Linked DNA regions of Homo sapiens: region 2 is linked to region 1. A link is a loop called in an ENCODE intact Hi-C map of the cell type or tissue named here. Cell type or tissue: Caco-2. All regions are shown on one strand. Each heading gives the region's core, and the rest is flanking DNA. Links, peaks and the distances in the headings are about the cores only.

Evidence for each region. Hi-C counts contacts between places; a loop is a spot of excess contacts. Peaks named below come from ENCODE experiments on the same cell type or tissue, not always from the same donor. Only the 100,000 strongest peaks of a DNase experiment are listed, where the experiment ranks them.
Region 2: it touches region 1 in a loop (4-fold over the local background); 2 of 110 quality-filtered maps call a loop at or near these places.

The regions. Positions count from the first base shown.
Region 1 is chr14:66,926,356-66,937,228 of GRCh38, reverse strand. All of the region lies in intron 8 of GPHN (gephyrin), which reads right to left. Among named protein-coding and RNA genes, the nearest start is that of GARIN2, 260 kb to the left of the region's middle. RefSeq lists an enhancer at 3,019-4,218. In Caco-2, for the core only: no CTCF peak of the experiment used is centred there; a DNase peak (open chromatin) is centred at 4,498.
Region 2 is chr14:67,112,579-67,123,451 of GRCh38, reverse strand. It overlaps GPHN (gephyrin), which reads right to left. Exons shown (of 23, transcript NM_020806.5): 16 at 10,281-10,434; 17 at 1,075-1,196. All of the region lies in intron 2 of LOC105370538 (a long non-coding RNA gene), which reads left to right. Among named protein-coding and RNA genes, the nearest start is that of GARIN2, 71 kb to the left of the region's middle. In Caco-2, for the core only: a CTCF peak has its summit at 5,061 (motif pointing right); no DNase peak of the experiment used is centred there.

The sequences.
Region 1 (10,873 bases), core at 2,577-7,576:
AGTTTGAGACTAGCCTGGGCAACATGATGAAACCCTGTCTTTACAAAAAATACAAAAATTAGCTGGGCATGGTGCTGTGTGCCTGTAGTCCCCAGCTACTTGGGCAGCTGAAGCAGGATAATTGTTTGAGCCTAGAAGGTAGAGGCTGCAGTAAGCTGTGATTGTGCCACTGCACTCCGACATGGGTGACAGCAAGCTCCTGTCTGGAAAAAAAAATTATCTTCACGATTACTAAGATTACTAGAATGCCCTGACTTGTATATCCTTCTGAGTTATCTGTACTTTTCATTGTTTTACACGATTTTACAACTTTGCAAGTTGAAGAAAACTAATAATAATGTAAGTAATGATTCCTGTCCATAGAAATGCAAATAAGTTTAGTCCTGATCAGGAGCAACTACTCATTGGCCTGTATATCTTGCACAAATTTTCTATTTATAAATTCATTCCAGTCTTCATGACTGTTGACATATGTCTGTGTCCTTTCCATTCTTGTTTGAATTGGTGTAACAGCTTACTAGTTCTCTCATTATTTAATAAGTTAAATAAAATCTTTGGCACATATTTATTTTATACTTCTAAGTGTTATAACTCAACCTTTATAAAACTATCTTTTAACATGTATCATACTGTATTCTCCAAAGTATTTCATTATATTGATTTATCTATATATTCTTCTTACTCCACAGATGTTTATAGCTTAAAGCTTTTTTGCTTGGATCAGTAAACTTCCAGAGTAAACACATTCGACATTCGATTGTTTACAATTCTTAGATTGGGCAGTGCATCTTATCACTTAAGTATTTCAAACCATGGTAAAAAATCCCATTTCTTTCTCTTTCTTTTTTTTTTTGAGATGGAGTTTCTCGTCACCCAGGATAGAGTGCAATGGCACAATCTCTGCTCACTGTAACCTCTGCCTCCGGGGTTTAAGTGATTCTCCTGCCTCAGCCTCCCGAGTAGCTGGGATTACAGGTGCCCGCCACCACGCCTGGCTAATTTTTGTACTTTTAGTAGAGACGAGATTTCACTATGTTGGCTAGGCTGGACTCAAACTCCTGACCTCAGGTGATCCGCCCACCTCAGCCTTCCAAAGTGCTGGGATTACAGGCGTGAGCCACCGCACCTGGACCCCAATTCTCATTTTTGAGGAGAGTTTATAATTAGTTTGTCACCTCCCAAAATGTCTTCTTTTACTTTTTCTTTTATGAAAGGTGCTATAGCAGAGTAGTCAAGAATTCCCATCTTAGAATCAGACTGCCTAGACTTGAATACCAGTTCAGCCACTAAGTAGTTCCATGTTCTTAACTACCATGAGCTTCAGATTTCTTACAAGCAAAATGAGGATTTACGTAAAGAGCTGATATATATAAAATGCTTAGAGAATGATTGGTATTCAATTAATATAATTATTTTAATATCTCAAAATCCTCATGGATAAAAGGAAACAATAAAACTGTATATATATAGTTTTAATATATATGTATACATAAACACATGTATACGTGCACATAAACACATGTATACGTATACATGTATACATATAAACACATGTATACGTATACATAAACACACGTATACACATATATGTTAAGTGATTCTCCTGCCTCAGCCTCCCAAGTAGCTGGGATTATAGGTGCCAGCCACCATGCGGTGGTGTATACATGTATATGTACATGTTTGATAAACATAACATACAGCATGTTTGTTTTATATATATATAAAAACACACACATATACATATATATACATATACACATATATATATTCACACACACACATATATATATAATATATATACAAATGATATGGATAAAAATATTGTTTTTTCCGTATCATTTACCAAGAAGAAGTCACCAACTCTTTTTCTTCCCAGGGCAATCAGTAGATGTTCTTTCATACAATACAGCTTAGGGAGCATCATTATTGTTTTGGATTTCTCCAGAAGATTTAATTTCTGTCAGTGAAATGAGATTTCCTATTACAAATCTCCAAGGATAGCTTCCCTCTTTGTCTTAAATTCTTTCTTTGCCTGTTGTTAATATTATTACTTTGAGTTTTGAACCTATCAGTTGCCTTGAGGCTGCAAAGCATAAGTTGTCACCTTCAGATTTGGATCCAGTCTCTCTGAAAATATCTTCATTTATTTTATAAATACAGAGGAGCAGGATTTATTTTCATCCTCTTCCTCCTTTAAGTCACATTTTCCAACCCTCTATCCTCTTGAATCAGGTTTTTTTACTGAAATATGAAACTTCAGGGATTCCTATTTGATACATTTTAGTCATTATTAGGAAAATGTCTTATTTCTTTGATGATACAGTACTTATTCAGGTATATTATAATAGTTAAGATACTTTTTAGTTATGGACAACAGTTATCTCTATTAGCTTATTGGCTCATGTAACCAAAAAGTCAAGCAGTCTGTATAGTTCAAGAAGGGCTTGAATGAGTGGTTCACAAAATGTTACTGGGACCCAGTATCTCTTTTAAACTTCTGTTTCTCAGGATTGTTTCTTATGCTAGTTCCATCATAGCAGGCATTCCATTCACGGTCCCAAGACGTAATTCTTGGGGTTGTATATTTCCTCATTCATGTTCAGCAGGAAACAGAGAATCTGTGTCCCCCAGTAGTTAAATTAAAATATAAGAGATGAAATCCACTGGCTCTGACTGCTTTGAATTACATGATCCTTTAACTAATGACTGTGGCTAGGTGAAATGGGTATGTTGATTATACAGTATTAAGACAACCTACACTGGAGGTTTAATCAATTCCACCCAAACTACATGACTGGGAAATGTGGTACAGTGCTAGGAAGAGGGAATGGAAAATGACTGCTGGACAGACAACGAACAAATGTCAATTACAAGAGGAATTTCTTAAGTCTCTATCTCCTGAAATAGCAAGCTGATTAATTTTGCAATAAGTAGCAATGAGCTCATTAGTAACTACTGAACAGTCAGTACATTGACCAAGTTTCACTTTTTGATTACTAGAAGTAGATAACTGAGTTAGGAAGGTAAAGAAGTAATTTAAAAAAGCAACTCTTCAGCTAGGCTGTGAACTCTTTTTTTTTTTTTTTTTTTGAGACAGAGTCTTGCTCTGTCACCTGGGTTGAAGTGCAGTAGTATGATCACAGCTCACTGCAACCTCAACCTCCTGGGCTCAAGTGATTCTTCCACCTCAGCCTCCCAAGTAGCTGGGACTACAGGCATGTGCCACAACGTCTGGCTAATTTTTTATTTTTCAGTAGAGATGGGGTTTTGCCATGTTGCCCGGGTTGGTCTCAAACTCCTGGGTTTAAGACATCTGCCCACCTCAGCCTCCCAAAGTGCTGGTATTACAGGCATGAGAAACTGCACCCAGGCCCTAGACTGTGAACTTTTTATGGGCTGGAACAACCTGTTTATATTTGTATTCTGAGCAGTGAGGATAGTGTTTGGTACCTTGAAAGAATTCTGCAAATACTTAATTCTTAATTTACAAAGTTTATAAAAATTTCCTCATATATGTCATCTCCTGTACTAAAAATAATAATCTGTTGTGAGATACAGGATAATTATTATTTCCATTTTATAGATGAGAACTGAAGCTTAAATTTTAAGTAACTTGTCCGAATTATTAAGTGGTGAGGTAAGGGCTTATATCCAGGTTTTCCGTCTCTAAATACAAGATTTTAACATTATTCCACATTGCTTCACATGCCTCAGATTGTGACCAGCTGAGGGAAATTGTAATTTTTCTTTCTAATAGGTAATCAGGTGCTCCCTTTCAATATTAATTTTACATAGGTAAAACTTGTAAAAGTAAGCCAAATAGTATATATAGATATTCCAAATGACTGTTCTCACATAGAGGTCTTCTGACACACTGACAACACACCAGGTCATTCAGAACCAGTGGGACTCATTAATAAAGTTAGTGCTAGAGAAGCATTCAAAGTTAACATAACTTCTTCAGAAGCATCAAGGCCTTCTTTTCATTATTTTCTGTTACCTATTTCTTCCTTTTCATTCTACTGTATAGATAGATGCCCAGTCTGAAGAACAACATTATACTCTTTGATATGTTGTTAACTGTCATTTGTCACAGGAAACATAAACATGTGAGTCTACTTATAAAACTGAACATCTGTCAAAAGACCAATTACTATTTACAAAGGACTGTTAAATACCAGCTAATAAATAGTTAATCAATGAGAAAGTCTTCACTGATGCTATATGAGAACATCCAGTTAGAACAGTTTTACAATCATTCTCAACTAGTTCCTCCAAAGAATTAAACCCTAATAATTAACTTATCTCCTATGCATCTAGAATGGTATTAGTTGTGTACAATCCTTGGGAGAACTGAAAAATGGGTCACTCAAATAATTTTTGATGTACTAATCTTAACCTTAGCTCCTGGAGGGCATGTCTAGACTTGCCTTGGGCCAGAAAGGCATTCACTGTCCTGAAGGGAGAGATACAGGCCTCGCAGGACTCACCAGTGGTGACTAAAAAGCCCTTGGGCCTTGAATAAACATCAGTGGCAGCCAAGCGGTAGCTGCCCTGAGCCTAGAGTGATAATGGCCATAGGGAGAGACTTCTGCTTGAGGAAAGGAGAAGGAAAAGTAAAGAGGACTTTGTCTTGCAACCTGGTAAAATAAACACCAAGAAGATTCCTAAAGCCTCCCATCCCAGGCCCTAGCTCTTGGACGGCATTTCTAAACCCACCTTGGGCCAGAAGGGGACCTGCTGCACTGAAAAAAAAAAAAAAAAAAAAAAAAAAAAAAAAAAAACCTGGTCTTGGCAGGATTCCCCACCTGCTGACTAAAGATCCCTTGGTCTTTCAGTAAACACAAGCAGCAGCCAGAAAATAGTTGCCACAGGCCTTGGGCAAGACCCAGTACTGGGCTGGTTTTAGGAGTGACCCAACACAGTACCAGTGGTGGTGGCCACAAGAGTGCTTCCATTAACCCTTCCCCAACTCCAGGCAGTTCAGCATGAAGAGGGAGATTAAGTTTGTTTGGGGAAAAGTAAGGGAAAAGAACAAGACTCTGCCTGGTAATCTAGGGAATTCTCCTGGATCTTATTTAAGACCACCACGGCAGTACCTCTATAAGAGTCAGAGTACCTCTGCAAGACTCACAGCATTACTAGAGTTGGGGTGCCCCCTAATGCACATATGGCCTCAGTGACCAGACTTAGATCACAACATTTAATTCCCTTTGAGTATTTGGAAAGCCTTCCCAAGAAGGATGGGTACAAACAAGCCTAGACTTCAAAGATTAGAATAAATATTCAGATACTGATGAACAGCCACAAGCATGAAGACCATCCACAAAAGCATGGCTTTGCTAAATGAACTAAATAAGGCACCAGTGACCAAGTCTGTAGTAACAGAGATATGTGACCTTTTAGACAGAGAATTAGAAATAGTTGTTTTGAGGAAGCTCAACAAAATGAAAGATAACACAGAGAATGAACTCAGAATCATATCAGATAAATTTAACTAAGAGACTGAAATAATTAAAATCAATCAAGCAGAAATTCTGGAGCTGAAAACTGAATTGACAAACTGAAGAATATACCAGAGTCTTTCAACAGCATAACTGATTAAGCAGAAAAAAATTAGTAAGCTTGAAGACAGGCTATTTGAAAATACAGTCAGAATAGTCAAAAGAAAAAAGAATAAAAAATAATGAAGCACACCTATAGGATCTAGAAAATAGCCTCAAAGGGCAGTAAGAGGTATTGGCCTTAAAGAAAAGGTAGAGAGAGAGAGAGAGACTGAGATCAGGGTAGAAAGGTTATTCAAAGAGATATTAACAAAGATCTTTCAAAACATAGAGAAAGATATCAATATTCAAGTACACGAAGGCTACAGAACACTAAGCAGATTTACCCCAAAGAAGACCACCTCAAGACACTTAATAATCAAGCTCCCAAAGATCAAGGATAAAGAAAGGATCCTAAAAGCATCAAGAGAAAAATAACAGATAACATATAAAGGAGGTCCAATATGTCTGGCAGCAGATTTCTCAGTGGAAACCTTACAGGCTGGGAGAGAATGGCAAATTTTAAACTGCTGAAGGAAAAAAACTTTTATCCTACAAAATTATATCCTGTGAAAATGTCCTTCAAACATGAAGGAGAAATAAAGACCTTCCCAGATAAACAAAAGCTGAGGGGTTTCATCAACACCAGACCTATTTTACAAGAAATGCTAAAGGAAGTTCTTCACTCTGAAATAAAAGAATATTAAAGAGAAATAAGAAATCATCTGAAGGCCCCAAACTCTCTGGTAACAATAAATACACAGACAAACACAGAATATTATACACTGTTAAGTGTGATGTATAAATTACTCATCTCATATCTTGAGTAGGACAACTAAGAGATGATCTAAAAAATAATAACTATAGGCATGGTAGCTCATGCCTGTGATCTAGCACCTAGACAGGGCAAGGTGGGTGGATCGCTTGAGCCCAGGAGTTTGAGACAAGCCTGGGCAAAATAGTGAAACCCTGTCTTTACAAAAAATACAAAAATTAGTTGGTCATGGTGTTGCGTGCCTGTAGTCCCAGCTACTTGGGAGACTGAGATGTGAGGACTGATTTAGCCCAAGAGGCCAAGGCTACACTGAGCCGTGATTATACCATTACACTCCAGCCTGGGCAACACAGTGAGACCCTGTCTCAAAAAAAAAAAAAAAAAACCTACAACTTTTTGAGACATACTATTATAAAATATAGATAGAAAAAATAAAATGTTTAAAACTGGGGGGATGAATTTAAAGTGTAGAGTTTTTATCAGTTGTCTCTTTGCTCTTAACTCCTAGCAATCAAAGTTAAGTTGTCATTGGTTTAAAATAATGGGTTATAAGATAGTATTTGCAAGGCTCATGGTAACCTCAAACCAAAAAACTAACAATAGTTCCACAAAAAATATAAAGTAAGAAATTAAAACATATAACCAGAGAAAAACACTTTCACAAAAAGAAAGACAGGAAGGAAGGAAGAAAGAGAAGACCACAAAGAACTAGAAAAAAACAAAACAAAACAAATAATAAAATGGCAATAGTAAGTCCTTACTTATCAATAATAACACTGAATGTAAATGAACTTAACTCTCCAATCAAAAGACACAGAATGGCTGAATGGATTAGAAAACAAGACCTAACAATCTGTTGGTCACAAGAAACACACTTCACTTATAAAAACACACACAGACGGCCGGGCGCGGTGGCTCACGCCTGTAATCCCAGGACTTTGGGAGGCCGAGGCGGGCGGATCATGTGGTCAGGAGATCGAGACCATCTTGGCTAACACGGTGAAACCCCGTCTCTACTAAAAATACAAAAAATTAGCCGGGCGTGGTGGCGGGCGCCTGTAATCCCAGCTACTCAGGAGGCTGAGGCAGGAGAATGGCGTGAACCCGGGAGGCAGAGACTGCAGTGAGCCAAGATAGCGCCACTGCAGTCCGGCCTGGGCGAAAGAGTGACACTCCATCTCAAAAAAGAAAAAAAGAAAAAAAAAAAGCACACACAGACTGAGAATAAAGGGATGGAAAAAGATATACCATGCAAGTGGAAACCCAAAAAGAGTAGCAGTAGCTATACTTAGATCAGAAAAAATAGATTTTAAGACAAACACTATAAAAAGAGACAAGGAAGGTCATTTTATAATGATAAAGGAATCAATTCAGCAAGAGGATATGACAATTGTAAACATATATGCAACCAACACCAGAGCATCCAGACATATAAAACAAATATTATTATATTATTAGAACTAAAGAGAGAGACAGACCCTAATATGCCAATAGCTGGAGACTTCAACACCCCACTTTAAACATTGGACAGATTCTCCAGACAGAAAATTAATAAAGAAACATTGAGGCTGGGCGTGGTAGCTCAGGCCTGTAATTCCAGCACTTTGGGAGGCGGATCGCTTGAGGTCCAGGAGTTCGAGATCAGCCTGGCCAACATGGTGAAACCCCCTCTCTACTAAACACAAAAATTAGCTGGGCACGGTGGCGCGTGCCTGTAATCCCAGCTACTCGGGAAGCTGAAGCAGGAGAATCGCTTGAACCTTGGAGGTAGAGGTTGCAGTGAGCTGAGAATGCCCCACTGTACTCTAGCTTGGGCAACAAAGCAAGACTCTATCTTAAAAAAAAAAAAAAAAAAAGAAACATTGGACTTAATCTCTATTACAGATCAAATAGATCTAATAGATACTTATGGAATATTTCATCCAATGGCTGCAGAATACACATTCTTCTCCTCAGCACACGAATCATTCTCAAGGACAGACGATATGTTAGGCCACAAAACAAGTCTTTAAAAAAACTGAAATCATATGTATCTTATCTAACCCACAACAGCATAAAACTAGAAATCAATAAAAAAAACTTTGGAAATGATACAAACATACGGAAATTAAACAATATGCTCCTGAAAGACCAGTGGGTCACTGAAGACATTAAGAAGCAAATTAATAATGTCTTGAAGCAAATGAATATGGAAACACAAAACACCAAAACCTATGGGATAGGCAAAACAGTACTAAGAGGAAAGTTTATACCAATAAGCACCTACATCAAAAAAGTAGAAAAACTACAAATAAACAACCTAATGACACATGATAAAGAACTAGAAAAGCTAGAGAAAATCAAGCCCAAATTAGTAGAAGAACAGAAATAAAGATCAGAGCAGCAATAAATGAAATTAAGACAAACAAAAAACAGTACAAAAGATCAACAAAATGAAAAGTTGTTTTTCTAAGAAAGATAAACAAAATTGCCAAATCTTTAGCCAAAGAAGAAAAGAGAGAATACCCAAATAAATAAAATCAGAGATGAAAAAGGAGACATCATGATTATACCACAAAAATTCAAAGTATCATTACAGACTACTATGAGCAACTATATGCCAATAAGTTGGAAAACCTAGAAGTAGTGGATAAATTCCTAGATGCATACAACCTACCAAGATTGAACCATGAAGAAATCCAAAACCTGAATACAGCAATAAGTAATGAGATTGAAGCCATAATAAAAAGTCTCCCAGCAAAGAAAAGAACCAATACCTTCACTGCTGAAGTCTACAAAATATTTAAAGAAGAACCGATACCAATCCTACTCAAACTATTCTGAAAAATAGAGAAGGAAGGAATACTTCTATACTCATTCTACAAGGTCAGTATTACCCTGATACTAAAACCAGACAAAGACACATCATAAAAAGAAAACTACAGGCCAATATCTGATTAACATTGATGTAAAAATCCTCAACAAAATGCTAGTACACCAAATTCAGAAACACATTAAAAACATCATTCATCATGACCAAGTGCGATTCATCCCAGGGATGGAAGGATGGTTCAACATAGGCAAATCAATCAATGTGATACATCATATCTACAGAATGAATGACAAAAACCGTATGATCACTTCACTTGATGCTGAAAAAGCATTTGACGAAATTCAATTGCTTCATGATAAAAACCCTAAAAAAACTGGGTATAGAAGGAACGTTCCTCAACATAATAAAAGCTATATGCAACAGACCCACATCTAGTATCATACTGAATGGGGAAAAACTGAAAGCATTTCCTCTAAGATCTGGAACATGACAAAGATGCTCACTTTTACCACTGTTATTCAACATAGCATTGGAAGTGCTAGCTAGAGCAGTCAGACAACAGAAAGATATAAACAGCACCCAAATTGGAAAGGAAGAGATCAAATTATCCTGGTTTGCTGATGATACAATATTTGGAAAAACCTAAGACTCCAACAAAAAACCATTAGAACTAATAAGCAAATTCAGTAAAGTGGCAGGATACAAAATCAACAAACAAAAATTAGTAGCATATCTTTTTTTTTTTTTTTTGAGATGGAGTCTTGCTCCATCACGCAGGCTGAAGTGCAGTGGCACGATCTTAGCTCACTGCAACCTCCACCTCCCAGGTTCAAGCAATTCTCCTGTCTCAGCCTCCTGAGTAGCTGGGACTACAGGGGCCTGCCACCACACCAGGCTAATTTTTGTATTTTTAGTAGAGACGGGGTTTCACCTTGTCGGTTAGGCTGGTCTCGAACTCTTGACCTTAGGTGATCCAACCACCTCAGCCTCCCAAAGTGCTTACATGTGTAAGCCACCACGCCTGGCCAATTAGCAGCATTTCTATATGCCAACAGTGAACAATATGAAAAAGAAATTAAGAAAGTAATCCCATTTACAATAGCTACAAAGAAAACACATAGGAATAAATTTAACCAAAGAAGTAAAAGATTTCTATGATGAAGTATAAAACATTTTTGCAAGAAATTGAAGTGGACACACACAAAAAGGAAAGACATTCCGTATTCATGGATTGGAAGAATCAATATCGTTAAAATGTCCATACTTCCCAAAGCAATCTATGGACTCAATGCAATCCCTATCAAAATACCTTCACAGAAACAGAAAAAATAATCATAACATTTATATGGAACCACAAAAGACCTAGAATAACCAAAGCTATCCTAAGCAAAAATAAAAACAAAACTGGAAGAATCACACTACCTGACTTCAAATTATACTACAGAGCTATAGTAGCTAATACATCATGGTACTGGCATAAAAACAGATACATAGACCAATGGAATAGAATAGAGAACCTAGAAACAAATCCATATAAGTACAGTAAGCTCATTTTGACAAAGGGGTCAAGAACATACATTGGGGAAAGGACAGTCTCTTCAATAAATGGTGCTGGGAAAACTGGATATCCATATGCAGATTATTAAAACTAGACACCTATCTCTTGCCATATATAAAAAATCAAATCAAAATGGATTAAAGACTTACATACTTAAATCTAAGACTTGAAACTATGAAACCACT
Region 2 (10,873 bases), core at 2,678-7,677, 190 kb before region 1:
CCACCCGCCTTGGCCTTCCAAAGTGCTGGGATTACAGGCGTGAGCCACTGTGCCTGGCCTGGACAAGCTTAGGTTAGACTATGTCCAGTGTGAGCCTAAGATAAAGTTCACAGCATGCCTTGTCAGATCCTACCTTGTGAATGGTAGGTCAGAACCTCTTCAAAAGCACATCTGAGTTTTGGGAAAGTACTCAACATAAGGGAAGAAGGATCCATGCTTAATGAGGTCTACACAGTGATGAGGTAGTGATAAGAGAGAAAGGGGATTATGGGTGATAGATACATCATGAGTATTTATCACTCAGATCTGTCTCTGAGCCTTGTCTCCATTGGGTTGATATTTGAGTATTACTAAAAGCAGGTGTAGCTCTAGTGAAATGGAAAGGGTGACTTTTGAAAGACAGCCAGGCAGCAGTGTTGCATGATACTAGGATGTTTAGAAAGTGTAGACTTGCTTTTGATCACACATGAGACAGCACTGGAGATTCACAGAAATACTTAGAAAACTTAGCAGAGGGCTGAGTTAATTCAGTAGATGGGGGTAATAGGCTCTTAAAAATTGAGTAATTATAGTCATTGTGCTTCCCTTTGTACTTTCAAGTAGGTAAAGCCTGGAGAAACAGGTTACATAAAGACACAAAAATCAATATAGAAGTCCTAGAAAAAAATTGTACTTAAATTTCAAAGAATTAGGTAGTGCTACTTTTGACAATCTCTCTTTCTCTTCTTACCTATGCTTTTCCTGTCTTTCTTGAAAGAAGTAAAAATGTGCATCAGAATAATGCCATCACTGTTAGCTCCATTGGGATAAAACCAAAACTATTACAAAAACATCCTTTGAAACCTAACATACTACAGGAAAGTAAAGTATTTCTCTTGTTTTCAGAGACATTCCAAGAAATCTTTATCTCTAAAGGACATAGATACCTCAATATTCTTTGGCTTCTGAAGAATGAGATAAGTGAAAATTATGACATTAAATTTCTGTCTCTTTAGCAGCAACTCCACCTAATGAGTATTCCAAAAACTCGTATTTGTACAATACAAACTTTTCAGAATGACATCAAATACTTACTTGTCTCCTACAATACCCAAGTTGATCGTGGGGTAACCATGTTCCTGAATTGTTGCTAGAAGAGTTGAACGATTGCTGTCTCGAATCTTCCCTGGTAAGAGGTCATCTTCAGGATTTAGCAGCTACAAAGCCAAAAAACCACCACAAATTATTCTATTAGGTTAATGTTGCATATTTCTAATGAAAAAAAAATCTACTAAACTGAGTTTAGCATATCTAGCACCTACAATGGTATCTGGCATTTTGAAGGTGAATGCCCAAAGGATCTTTAAATAAATATTGAAAGTATAGGAGGATGAGAAAATGTTCCTATGGAAGTCAAAAAACACTCTGAAATTTCACTGGCGATTGAACTGCATGCAAAATATCCCACCAGGTTGGGCTCCAATTTGATAATAATGCTCTGGAGATACTGGCCAAACTAAATAAAACAATTATCTTTTTTTCTCCCAATATTATTTTCCAATTTGTCTTCCATTGGGAATATTTGAGGTATAGATTGTGTGACATGATATCCTTAAGTCTGAACAGAATAATAGTTTATCTTTTCTTTCAAACTTTTTTGTCTCTTTTCTGAAGTGGGGTCAACAGTATCAAAGAAGCTAAGCTTATGTGAAGGAGAGGAAGACAGATGTTTTGTCTCTGATACTAGCAAACTTAAGTAATACTTAGCTACATGTATGCACAATTCCATTATTCTGAACTGAATTAATCTTTAGAGATTTAATATCTACTATGTCTACGAAGAAAATTAACGAAGCTTATTCTACCTTAGGATGTTCCAATGAGGTAGTCAGATTGTAGAGTAGGAAGAGCTTTGGATTCCAACAGGGTTCAAATTCAAGTTGACAAAATTCTTTGTCGTAATTTTCTCATTTATAAAATATAGTAATAATAACTACCTTGCAAGGTAATTGTTAGGAGTGAGATAATGAACATTCAGTTTATGCAGATAAATGTACAATAAATGTGATTCTCTTTCCTTTCTTTATGACATATGACGTCAAAGGATCACCTACTTTCCTCCCAATTGTTCTCATATTGTTACCCCTAGATGCTAGTACAGATGACATCAGTTTATAATGTGAACATAGACTATTAGATTATAAAATACCTAAGAGTAGGGGGTCCTTCACATACACAGATACATTCTTACAACAATTTATGTATCAGTTTTAAGATATGCTTTGATTTCAGAAATTATAAAGTAAAAAAAGAAGTACTTACTTGAAGTGAGAAAACCTGGACTATTATTTTAGGAGGTTAAAGGCAAGCCTGCACATTTAAGATGTTTTAGCTACTAATATGGCCAACACCAGAGCTTATTATATGAATTCTCCCAGACAATAACCACAAGTCCTAATCTTCCTTCAGACTCATTAGTGATAGTATGTGGCCAGATTTTTGACTTTATATTGGAAAAGTAGTAGCTTTGCAACCAACTGTCCCCTTACAATAGGCTACAGGAAAACTGTGACCATCTTATTCAGTGTCACCAGGGAGTCTTCCCTTCGAATACTTACTAATTTAACTTAATCAGATGCCATGTGACATTGTAACCCACTTTCATTCTTACTCCCTGGCAGTACTTGGAAAATTGCTACTGCAATGCTAACATAGATTAATTTTCTGATCTTAATTAACACAGTTATTAAAGTGATTATAATTTTATAAGGGGCAAGGCTTGCAGCTCTTTAACTCCATTAATCAAACTAGTTGCTTTAGAAAGAAAAATGTGTGATTATATCATTTTTTTCAAAGCAGGGTATTGACCACGAACTAAGTAAGATTCCTCTGTTATCAGGGTGTTTTCTTTGCTATTTATGTTCCTCTCTGTTATTTTGCTGCAAACAGTTCCAGAAATAACGGAAAATTAGAGATCACTGGAGAACCCATTATTTGTCTGTAAAACTGACATAACGAAAAAATAGCTAGTTAAATGAGGGTGTGGGATTTACAGTGTATTTTAAATAATTTCAAATAAAACAATACAGAATTAAATGGAAGAGTATAAGGCTAAATATACTAGAATAAACTCACAATTTTTCCTTTTAAAACTGAATCTTATTTTCTGTTATACTTCCAGTCATCTTGGGAATGATGTCTGAAATTTATTACAGTTTCAAAAGAAAAAAATATGAGGTAAAACAAAACATAACCCATCATCTCCATATCAAGTCACCAAGTTCAATTTCCCATTTTTGGTATTATCAATGGTACCACTATCTTCCCACCTCTTTTTTTTTTTTTTTGAGATGGAGTCTTATTCTGTTGCACAGGCTGGAATGCAGTGGCGCAATCTCAGCTCACTGCAACCTCCACCCCCTGGGTTCAAGCGATCTTCCTACCACAGCTTCCTATCTGGGACTACAGGCGCACACTACCATGCCTGGCTAATGTTTGCATTTTTAGTAGAGACGGGGGTTTGCCATGTTGGCCAGGCTGGTCTTGAACTCCTGACCCCAAGTGATTCACCTGCCTCAGCCTCCCAAAGTGCTTGGATTAGAGGTGTGAGCCACCATACCTGGCCACTATCTTCCCACTTTTTAAACATTAAACTTTTTTGTTGTTGTTTGTTTTTGTTTTTGAGACAGCATCAAGCTCTTGTTGCCCAGGCTGGAGTGCAATGGCGTGATCTCGGCTCACTGCAACCTCTGCCTCGTGGGTTCAAGCGAGTCTCCTGCCTCAGCCTCCCGAGTAGCTGGGATTACAGGCATGCGCCACCACGCCCGGCTAATTTTGTATTTTTAGTAGAGATGGTGTTTCTCTACTGTTGGTCAGGCTGGTCTCAAACTCCTGACCTCAGGTGATCCGCCCACCTCGGCCTCCCAAAGTGCTGGGATTACAGGCGTGAGCCACTGCGCCTGGCCTAAACATTTAACTTTGTTTTCCCCTTTGTAGCCCACTCTTCCCAAAAGCCTCAATCATTAAGAATATTCTAATCCATCTCTTCCTTGACCCTACATTTTCATTCACTCTTTTACTACCTCCCAAAACAATTCTAGACATTCATTACATTATGTCTGAATTTCTGTGAAAGCCTTATAATTGGCTGCCTTGCCTACAAACTATTTCCTTCTGAGAAATAAAACAGAAACATCAACTTGCAAAACTATACCATTATTTGCATAACAGCTAAACTGTACCAAACCAGGACATGTAACTTGAAATAAATTGTTTTTAACACAAGCTTGTTCAGATCCATATACTTTAAGATAAGATCATGGACAACTTGTTTTAACAGTAGTTCCACATGGATTCATATGCTCTGAAGATAAGACTGACTGTGATCCACCAATTCACCTATTTTACAAATTCCGACCAATCTCTGCTCGGACTTTGCTTAATAACTTCTACCTTAAAACTATCCCATGGCCAACCCTAGTCCTCAAAATCCTATAAATACCCTCATAAAAATCTTATGACTTCCCAGTTGTGAAACACCACTGAGACTCTGTTGAAGGGTAGCAGAATATACTACCCCAAAATATGCCAGCATAACAAATATTTTTTAGCCGAAGGCACTTGAGAAGAAAAATATAAGAAACGCTCTCTGCTTTTCTCCTGTTTGCCTAAAAGTAGGACATAAATTAAGAAAGGTAACTCCCCCCGCGACCCCTGGAGGGATGAATCTTTTTTTTTTTTTGAGACGGAGTCTCGCTCTGTCGCCCTGGCTGTAGTGAGTGCAGTGATGCGATCTCGGCTCACTGCAAGCTCCGCCTCCCGGGTTCACGCCATTCTCCTGCCTCAGCCTCCCGAGTAGCTGGGATTACAGGCCCTCGCCACCACACCCGGCTAATTTTTTTGTATTTTTAGTAGAGTAGGGGTTTCACCGTGTGTTAGCCAAGATGGTCTCAATTTCCTGACCTTGTGATCCACCCGCCTAGGCTTCCCAAAGTGCTTGAATTACAGGCGTGAGCCACCGCGCCTGGCCCGAGGGATAAATCTTTGGACACTTATCAGCCTGCAGATGGCGCCAGAGGAATTTATATATCAAACTTTATTAACTAGCCTTTAATCTATCATTAGTTTCCCATATATTTGCCTTCCCACAAATTGCCGGCCCTAGAGACTCAAGGTCCTTTGTCTCATCACTTCTCTAAGAATGTACTGTTCTTTGCTGAAGATGCTATTTAAGCCAGACTTCTCAGCCATCACTTTAGGAGTTACTAATTTTCCCTTGGGTATGTCCCATATATACACGAGGTATACATGTTAACTAACTTCTCTTTTTTTCTTGTTAATCTATCGTTTATAGAGGTCCCAGGTAAGAACTCACAAGGGTAGAGGAAAAATTATTTTTCCCTCCCCAACATTGTCAAGGTGATGTTTTCTTTTTCTCAGAAACTTTAATATAACCATTTTGTATGATCAACAGGTTTCCCTGGTGGTCTTTGTATTAGGATTTTGGTATTATGAAAATCCTACCAAGACTTAGGCAGGAACTCTTGCCACCAGTTATATTATTGGTTATACTGTATTTCAGTGAGGTCTCTTCTGCCTTTTTGCTTGGGCAGATTCCTTGTCTATGATGCTTAGATTAACTCCAGCCCTTGTTTTGAGGTCTGATCGTTTTTTTGCTGAACTCCCAAAGACAGCTGATATTGTTTTTGTTATAAGGTTTCCAGAATTGTTTGGTTATCTGATTGGATTTATACTAATTTTTGTTTTTCTTAGTAAAGATTTGAAACTGGCCATCCTATCTGTCAGTTGGCCACATTGTTGTGTGCCTATAAGAACTTTTCTTAGTTTTGTCTATGAGAAACTGGCTTTGGGAGAGATTTCCTCTCTACCCATTCTAGCTTGTTAGGTTTCAGGGTTAGCTGCCAGGGGTTCAACCTTTACTGTTGAGGACTTTAGGTACAATATTTAAGTGCTATTTTTCCCTTTTGAATGACCAGTAGCTAATGAATTCATGGGTTCATTTAATAATAAACTTGCACTATCTCCAGGCATAACTCTGGCTTCTGTTTTCTCTTTCACACATTTATCTTTCTAAAAAGCATAATTTCATCAAGGACAACCTGGAATTGCAGTGGTCATTTTGAAGTACTTTTGATATGACTACAATTATTCACTTGAAAGTACTTTTAAAGACTTAATTAATCCTATAGTCTTGATGGAATTATCAAGTGCCCAAGATACTATTTGAACTGGTTGTAATGACTTCCTTTCTTTCTCATGTATTGAAATGGGTTTGCTTGCATTTAAGGCTTTCCCACTCTTTGCAAAGAGAAGGTGATTTGACTTTTATAGTGGTCAGTAACTCTTTACATATTTGTGGTAATCATCTCACTTTCTTTCTCTGTCTTCTAGAAAACTTAATCTATTAATTGATCAAAACTCAATTCTTGTTATTATGGATACACCCAGATAGTTCAGATACATAGGTCTAACACAAAAAGAGGGAGAAAAGTCAATGAGCTCTCATGAAGAATGTTCCTGTTGCAAATAGCTTTTAACACAACTCTGGGGAAAAAAAGGTTTAACTGATCGTTAAGCTAATTGCCTGGCTTACTAGGTTACAAGATAAGAAGGGAAGAGAAACATTTAGATCTTTTAAACAATTTAAGGAGTCTTTAAGAATTTGGTTTAGAAATACAGAGGTTTACAAATTGTATTAGAAAATAATTAATATAATATTTCCATTAAGATGACTCTGGACAGATTTGATTGGCTTAAAACCTGTCCTGTGAAGTGGCTATGGTAGCATAAGCCTGTAGTCTCAGCTACTTGGGAAGCTGAGGTGGGAGGATCACTTGAGCTTAGGAGTTTAAGGCCAGTCTGGGCAAAATGGCGAGACTCTTTCTTTCTTTTTTGGATTATGAATGAGTTTTCTTTTTCTATTTTTTAAACATTTTTCATTTCAATAGATTTTTGGGGAACAGGTGGTATCTGGTTACATGAATAATTTATTTAGTGGTAATTAGTGAGATTTTGGTGCACCCATCTCCTAAGCAGTCCTGCCCTGCCCTCCCCTCCTTTCCTTGTTTCTTTTCTTTTCTCTCTTTTCTTTTTGCTTCCCCTTCCCCTTTTTCTTTTCCTTCTGTTTCTTTCTTTCTTTTTCTTTCTTTCTTTCTTTTTCTTTTCTTTCTTTCTTTTTCTTTTCTTTCTTTGTCTCACTCTGTTTCCCAGGCTGTAGTACAGTGGAATGGTCATTGCGCACTGTAACCTCTGCCTCAGCCTCCTGAGTAGCAGACACTACAGGGGCATAGCATCATGCCTGGCTTGTATTTTTTGTAGAGACAGGGTTTTGCCATGTTGCCCAGGCTGGTCTCAAACTCCTAGCCTCAAGTGATCTACCCATCTCGGCCTCCCAAAGTGCTGGGATTACAGACATGAATCACCACAGGTTGCATATCTAAATTTTAATATGCACAGTTTGTTGAAATCAACGAATACAGAAATCAGCTATTCCATGTTAGCTATAGTTGATAACTCTATATCCCCAATTTTGAAATAATTTGCTGGTCCTTAACAAGCTCATACAGTAATAAAATACTGGGGCAAGTTTTAGAGTATACATAGACATCTTGTACGGCACTCTTTGGGTTGCCAAGGCAACTGTCCTGCTTACCAATATGTCATATGAGATTCAAGAAGTGGACATATGTGAAACCATATATATCTTTTTTTTTTTTTTGAGATGGAGTCTCTCTCTCTCACCCAGGCTGGAGTGCCGTGGCACGATCTCAGCTCACTGCAACCTCCGCCTCCCGGGTTCAAGCAATTCTTCTGCCTCAGCCTCCCAAGTAGTTGTGACTACAGGCATGTGCCATCACACCCAGCTAATTTTTTTGTATTTTTAGTACAGACAGGGTTTCACCATGTTGGTCAGTCTGGTCTCGAACTCCTGACCTCAAGCGATCCTCCCGCCTTGGCCTCCCAAAGTGCTGGGATTACAGGTGTGAGCAACCATGCCCGGCCTGAAACCATATGTATCAAAGGAAACTAAAACCAATACTTAAGGAAAGTTTGTACTGTGACTGGGTAAATTATGGCCTTGCTACATTAAGTGCAATTTCTTTTGCCCTCTCTGAAAATAGGTAATTTTTTTTTTGCTATTGTTTTCTAGGTATCTGAGAATTTCAAGCCTTCTGGAGAGATAATATGCTTTATTTATCTCTTTTTTTTTTATCACCAATTTCCAGTAAAGTGCCTGGCACAGAGGTACCCAATTATCTGCTGAACAAAACTAAACTATATGATCATAGAGTCATAATAAAAACTAACTTTGAATAAGAGAAAGGGAGGAATGTTGAGCTATATGGAACCAGAGATAATATAATTTAGAAGCATTATTCTCTTGGAAAACTGTGGTATAGTTTAGTATAGCAGGTCTGTTAAAGTAGGGGAATAAGTCATGTAGAATTAGTCAAAGCTTCTTCAAGAGTAATAAGCTCTGTGGGGGCAGGGAACTAAGACTACAAACTCTTCCCTAGATTTCATGATATAATACCATCTCTATTCTCACCCCATTACCTTAGCCTACTTCCAGTAAATAGTTTTAATTGAGTGTAAAAGGTAGCTTAAACAAAACACTAACAATATACTCTGTGGATAATTGAGAGGATGAGTCCAGACCTACAAAAGCATGAGAGAGAAATATAAGCAATATCGCTTAAACAGAGTTTCCTATTAACTAAATAGTTATTATGAGTGTGTTAATTCTTATTTTACTTTATTGTGAGATAGGGTCTCACTCTGTCACCCAGGCTAAAGTGCAGTAGTGCCATCATAGCTCACTGCAGCCTTGAATTCTTGAGCTCAAGTGATCCTCCCACCTCAGCCTCCTCAGTAGCTAGGACTATAGGCATGTGCTACCATGCATAGCTATTTTTAATTTTTTAGTAGAGGCAGGGTCCCGCTATGTTGCCCAGGCTGGTTTTGAACTCCTAGCCTCAATTGATCCCCCTGCTTCAGCCTCCCTAAATGCTGGGATTACAGGAATAAGCCACCATGCCTGGTCCATGAGTGTGCTACTGTTTAGCTTTCTCAAACTCCATGAACTTACTTGTTGCACAAAGCATGTAAGTATATCATAAAAAAGAATAGTTCACTGAGTCAACCAGTTTAACAAAAATTTATTTCTGATGCTATATATAGTGTTATTTGGTTCTAAGGATATTAAAATCATTACTATGTAGATCAAATTGAAAAGAATGTTTTTTGTCAATCAATAGTTTTTGGAAATGACTAGTGCATATATACTGGGAAGTAAGCACATCTGGAATGTTGATTTAGCTATCTATTTGCAAAATAAAACAGTCTATTCTTTTGCTTTAACCAAAAGGACTATAATGTCATAAAAAGACCTCTGAAAATTTTCATTTCCAAGACTTCAAGAAATTAAAAATAATGATGGGTTTATTTTCAGAACAAAGAGATTTTTAAAAAATCCCGCTAATCTTTTCTTTAATAGTAAGGTCAAAGGAATTATTAATACTTTTAAAAATCTCAATAGTTTCTGATTCTTTTATAAGGTTTTGAGTTTCCAGCAGATTCACTTTTTAGTATTCTCCATTTGACCTTGGAGCTTCTGACTGAAGTTTTGCACAACCTAAGCAAAACAAGCAATAGGAAGTTTTTCAAGAGTTCTCAGAAAGAGATGGACTAAATTCTCTTTTCTAAATCAGGAATGAAAAGACATTTTGACCCATTCTAAATATCATGCCACTAGAGATGCTATCTTTAGGGAGAGAGAGAGGAAAAAAAAAACCTGATTATCAAATCCCTCTTAGTGATTAAAGATCAAATGGAACTTTTCACAAGAAGTGCTAGCCATGATGTCCTGATTCATTGATACTTCCCACACAGAAGTAGCTCATCATTTCAGCAGCAGGATGGGCACAATTCATTGTCTAAACAGAAACAGTACTGAGTTTGTATAGTTTAATATCTATAGCTAGCAGCTAAAGTTTTTTGCTTATGTGTACTGACTTTGTGGAAAGGCCATTGGTTATAATATTTCATTCTAATAGAAGAGAACATTTCATAATACATAATTTTTACTAGTTCTTCTTTGTTCTCATATTCTGAACTTGAAACTATCCTAAAGCCAATTTATTGTTTCCCTGTTATAAGAATGTGGATCCACTGGTATGATCTATAATCTACAACATTCTATTTACAACACAGAACATATGTCAGAAATACCTTTATCTTATGGGCCCTCTCCCCACTCCCTCCATTTTTATTTTTAATACCTCATTCCCTGTTGACATGACTGCAACCACTGGAAACTTATTAACTTCAACCTCTGTGACACCTACAGTTGCCAGAAGACCAATCTCTGAGGGGCCCATGTGGGTTCCTTTGGCCAAAACACATTCCCCTCTTTTAATGTCATGGCCGATGGGTCTGAAAGTCAAAGCAGAACCATAAGCAGTGTGATTAGAGAACAACATTTTCTCAACTCAGAGGGAAACTTTAGTGTCAAAAAAGGACATTCAAGAAGACAAAAAAGTCTAGAAATAAAGTAGTAGGAAAACAATGAATTGAAGGGATTCTAAAAATCCTATGCTTTTTTAATTTTAAAAGTTAAATCACACAACAGAAAACAGAAATAGGATTTGAATGTATTACTGCTAAAGAAAAACATGTTACTTCATATTTGAAATTTTTTTTCATGAGTACCTGTGAATAAAATTACTTTACAAATTGTTTTATGTTACATTATAGTAAAAATACCAATTGTAAACTTTCTTTGATAAGGCAAGAATTTGTATGGCAATATCTAGCGGCATTAATGATAAGAGGTCCACAGCTGGCTAGCTTTGTCAAGGAGAATAATGCTAAT